2 separate regions of the Homo sapiens genome follow, and region 2 is linked to region 1. A link is a loop called in an ENCODE intact Hi-C map of the cell type or tissue named here. Cell type or tissue: GM12878. All regions are shown on one strand.

Region 1 (2,500 bases):
AGCAAGTGGAAACGGGATAATCTGAACAAACAAAACTGGCTGTTCCAAAGCTCCTGCTTCACCAGGCACTAATTGGGGTGCTGAGATGTAGAGGCGAGCTCTGGTCCCACACAAGGGCAGCGGTACATCTGTGAATAGGCTGGTTTGCAACTGGCTCGTCCATACAACCAGTTCATTTTCTAAATGGAAACAAATCCAAATGCACAAACCCACTGCCATCCCAACGTACTGCTGACTTTGCTGTGTGGTTGAACAGAACTGACTTTGCTTGAAAAGGAACTTACGGGTTCTGTGTCACCTGATTCTAAAAATAAAACACTTCCATTACTGTTGGGCATTCTTCAAAAAACTTTGGTATCTGAGTAATAGTCATCTTCAGGCAACACATTAGCTCACTGAAATTTAGAAAAAAATAACATTTACTGAAATAGAATTGATCCACTGGCATAGTTAGTGGGCACATAATGGCTCTGACCTAAAGAGAAGTTTCTGGAACACCTCTAAGTCTTAAAAGATTGGCCTTGCAAAATCCAAGATCCCTTGGACAAATCAGCTCGGGAAACGTTGCATGCCACAGCTCCCTTTGGAGATTCACAATGTACATTAGAATAAGAAAGGCTCTGAGAAGTCCTATAATTATAAAATCTGTTTAGCTCTGTATAGCCCATCCCTTACTTAATGGGCTGTGTACCATCTTGAATGGTAGTTATAAATGGTTCTAGACTGCTTCCATCTAAATTCTCTAGAACTGTGACGATTTTTGAGCTTGGTCGTTCTGGCTCTGTGATGACACCGGTCTCACATAATCTTCTTTGTTTTTGGGTTTTTTTGTTTGTTTATTTTTTGTTTTTGAGACAGGGTCTTGCTCTGTCACCCAGGCTGGAGTGCAGTGGCATGATCCCGGCTCACTGCAACCTCCACTTCCTGGGTTCAAGGTCAGCCTCCCGAGGAGCTGGGATTACAGGCATGCGTCACCATGCACAGCTAATGTTTGTATTTTTAGTCGAGACAAGGTTTCACCATGTTGGCCAGGCTGGTCTCAAACTCCTGACCTCAAGTGATCCGCCTATCTCAGCCTCCTGAAATGCTGGGATTACTGGCATCAGCCACCACACCTGGCCTTACTGTCCTCTTCTCCACAAGGGTGCTTTTCAGGCCCGTGCCTAATTGCTGCCTTGCTCATCAGTGCCCCCAACTGGAGGACTGTTTCTTTGGCCTGGTCCCTAAAAAAAGGATATTTCCCTTTGTCTAAAAAAAATTATGTACTGCACTAAATATCGAGGGTTAATTGTGATACATAGATAAAAGTTATTTCCTAACCCGCTAACTCCTGACTCCATGGCCTCAAAGAAGGGACTCTTAGGGACTTTCACCCTCTTAGCTTACATCGTAGATGAGATAGCCAGATTTTTTTTCTTTAATTTCCTAACAAGCCCAATCCTAGAGGTCTGGTATAATAAACATAATCTTCCCTGGACTTGTTCCTGTGTTCCTAGTTATGAAATACAGTGGTTTGTACTGCCCCTTGGCTGGGACTCAGGGGAAGGTGCGGGGAAGAAAGGCTTAAGAAAGGAGACGGGGCTTGGGAGGAATGGGGGTCACTGGTCTCTAAACACAGCACCTATCAGCTCTTTGGATTACTGGGGGAGCTTGATAAGGCCCAGACTGTGAGGGCAATTCCTATCCCAGATAGTTTAGTGGCTTTCAGAAACATACCTCATTCTCCCCATGGCCACTCCTGGGCAGATAACCCGGGTTCACCTGGGGTGACTGATGACAGACTCTCAGCTGTGAGCAGCCTTTCCTCTCTTTCTTGGCTCTTCTAAACCAGCCCTGAGTAATCTCTCTCTCATAGTGGCTCAATACGATTTGAGGTTCTCATGAAAGAGTCATTTCATCCTCCCTGGTCTGTTGCAATTTTATTTTTCCACCTCTCTCATCTAAATAATTTAAAATGTTGGGTAACATTGACAACCCATCTGCCTTTGCTTCTGTCATTCTAACTAACACAAAGGTGCATCCCATTTCTCCTCTTTTGTGGATTCTTATTAAGAGAGATGCCGGTGGAGAGGGGTGATCACGGTCGCAAAATATATACGCCAACTGTATTACTCTAGGTCCCTGCTATCCATTTCCTGTAACTTAAGTTTTCAAATTCCTACAAACAAGAAGAAAATCCTTTGTTCTTCATTAGTACCAAGGCTGAATTGATACTGCTGATTTATGCTCATCTGAAAGCGCAGACTTTTTTTTTTTTTTAGCTCTAGAAAAACAAAATCAACTCCTTTGGAAGGCAGCCAGTCTCCTCAGGCACCTTTCTTTGCAGACTTTACCAACTTCAGAAGAACCCACCAGTTTGGAAGAACTGGTTGAATGGTCTGTCCTCTGTGAAACTGTCATTGTGTTGTTGTTTACTGTATAATTAAGTGTTTTTTTTTTCCCATAAGCAAGCTAAAGATGTTTTTCCCACTTCCTGGGCAAATGGCATTTCCACATAATT
Region 2 (2,500 bases), 69 kb before region 1:
CTTTCTGAATAATATTTGTGTTGTAATTATCCTCCAAGTCGGCTGGTGGTTCTTCTCTTCTTGCCTATTCTTTTCTAAATATTTGGAGACTGGACTCTTCAGATTTGTCCAAGGAGATTAACTCCCTAGTCTGACCCGAGGTGGCCACTGACTTCTCCAAGTCAGAGAAAGATTGGTTCTTGGATTGGCTCTGATTCTTTCCACTGCTACTTGAAGTCAAGTGCTTCAGGACACTCCTAAAGCATTTGGGAGGGACAAGTGAACTGCCTCGAAATGAAACAGACAGTGGAGAAACAAGTTCAAGTTCAAGTGGAGAAATAAGTTGTGAAATAAAATACTGGGTCTCACACTGTTTGCGAGAGCCAGTCCCCCCCGCTCCTTCTTTCTTTCTGCAAATCTCTTTTAAGTATGAGCTAAGAGAAGAGAGACACATGCCTCATTAAGAAGACACACAGAGGCCAGGCACAGTGGCTCACACCTGTAAGCCCAGCACTTCGGGAGGCTGATGTCGGGCGGGTTGGGGGAGGTGGATTACTTGAGGCTGGGAGTTCAAGACCAGCCTGGCCAACATGATGAGATGGAGAAACCCCGTCCCTACTGGGCATGTTGGCATGTGCCTGTAATCCCAGCTACTTGGGAGCCTGAGGCAGGAGAATCACTTGAACCTGGGAGGTGGACATTGCAGTGAGCCGAGATCGTGCCACTGCACTCCAGCCTGGTCGACAGAGTGAGACTCTGTCTCAAAAACAACAACAACAACAAAAACCACACACACACACACACACACACACACAGAATACCCCAGAGGGAAATGAGCTTCCAGAGAGTAAATTACAAAAGTAGTTAAAAAGGTTTGACATTTATTGGTGGCAAAATCTACAGGACTCAAAGAAAGGGAACTAAGCACGGATGAAGGGGGGGCATGACAGGTTATGTAGCTTTCTCCGATTTAATTCAAACATTTTATTGATCCCTCATTGCACCCATTGCAGTTTTCATAGTATTGCCTTAGCTCCAAAGTCGCCCTTATGCCTCTGCTCTGAGATCATGGACTGGACCCTGTAAGCATTTCTCCTTTACAGTGAGCCTCATCAGTAGGGGGCCCTAAAGGGCCACTGCAAGAGGAAGGGGATTTCTTCAGATTTGGATGTTGTTGGGCTGCAGAGTGTGCCTGTGGGGACTTTCGGTCATGCTCTGCCCCAGCTGCAAGCCTGGAGTGCATAGTTGCTCAGTGACCTTGCAGCCCTAGCCTGGGCCCAGTAACCACTTCACGGTGGCCCTCCTGCTGCAGGCACTGCGTGCTGCAGGCCTTGCACTGGCAGCGTGCCCCGACTCTCTCTCCACACACACCCCTGTCCACCAACCTCCTCTGGCCTGCACCCCAGAGGGCGCTCTGCTGCTCAACCACTGTGAACCAGCCCTGGCTCAGGTCAACCTCGTGAACTTCCCCACCATCCTGCTTCTCCAATGAAGTCTGAACCCCAGCCATGCAGAGAGGCCCCTGCCAAGTTTGTCCTTCCTGGGTATTCTCTCTCAGCCTTAGGGTATCCTTTGGAGTTCCCTTTACATCCTTATAGTTGCTCCCATCAGAGATCAATAATTCCTTCTATTACATTTCTCCTATTCAAATTACTGCATGGTTTCTATCTCCTGATTGGGCCCTGACTGATACACCCATTGCATACAAAGTGCTGCCCTGGGCTTGAGGGACTACAAAGATAGCCCTTGAGAGGTTACCATCTAGTAGGAGAGACAGACTGGGGAGCTATCACCAAAAATACAAGGCAGAATGGAGTATGTGCTGCAAAAGAAAGAAAAGAATAGGCTGTCAGCTGGCCGCAGTGGCTTACACCTGTAATCCCAGCACTTAGGGAGGCCAAGGCGGGTGGATGGCTTGAGGTCAGGAGTTCGAGACCAGCTTGGTCCACATGGTGAAACCCCAGCCGGGTGTGGTGGCACATGCCTGTGAACCCTGGTACTCAGGAGACTGAGGCATGAGAATCGCTTGAACTCGGGAGGCAGAGATTGCAGTGAGCCGAGATTGTGCCACTGCACTCCAGCCTGGGCGACACAGTGAGACGCCATCTCAAAAAAAAAAAAAACAAAAAAGAAGAAGAAGAAAAAGAAAAGAATAGGCTGTAAAACTAGGGAAGGGAACTATTAATGTTGCTTTAAGAACATTATGCCCATATTAATATTATTCCTGCTTTTCAGATGAGAAAACCAAGGCTGAAAGAAGTAAAGAGGCTTGCTCAAAGTCACATGGCCAGTCAGCAGAGAAGCTCAGACTGGAGGGCAAGTCTGTAGGCTTCACCAGGTCCTTCCATGATTAAAACAAACAAACAAAAACAAAACCGCCTCTTAGCATCCAACCGCTAAGATAAACATCAATCAAAACTGCTACCTGCATCTTTCTAGAAAGAAAAATTCAGAATCTGAGTCTCCTGCTACTTAAAAAGTGTGTGTCCTGAGAAACTGTCACTGAGAACCTCCCAGCAAC

The links. A loop is a pair of places that touch in the nucleus more often than their neighbours do. Peaks named below come from ENCODE experiments on the same cell type or tissue, not always from the same donor. Only the 100,000 strongest peaks of a DNase experiment are listed, where the experiment ranks them.
Region 2: a loop joins it to region 1, with 8 times the contacts of the local background. A loop is called at or near these places in 2 of 110 quality-filtered maps.

What each region holds. Positions count from the first base shown.
Region 1 is chr17:67,558,226-67,560,725 of GRCh38, reverse strand. All of the region lies in intron 4 of PITPNC1 (phosphatidylinositol transfer protein cytoplasmic 1), which reads right to left. Among named protein-coding and RNA genes, the nearest start is that of MIR548D2, 88 kb to the right of the region's middle. In GM12878, a CTCF peak has its summit at 1,191 (motif pointing left); no DNase peak of the experiment used is centred here; H3K27ac peaks cover 238 bases.
Region 2 is chr17:67,627,533-67,630,032 of GRCh38, reverse strand. All of the region lies in intron 5 of PITPNC1 (phosphatidylinositol transfer protein cytoplasmic 1), which reads right to left. Among named protein-coding and RNA genes, the nearest start is that of NOL11, 89 kb to the left of the region's middle. In GM12878, CTCF peaks have their summits at 1,106 (motif pointing right) and 1,392 (motif pointing right); no DNase peak of the experiment used is centred here.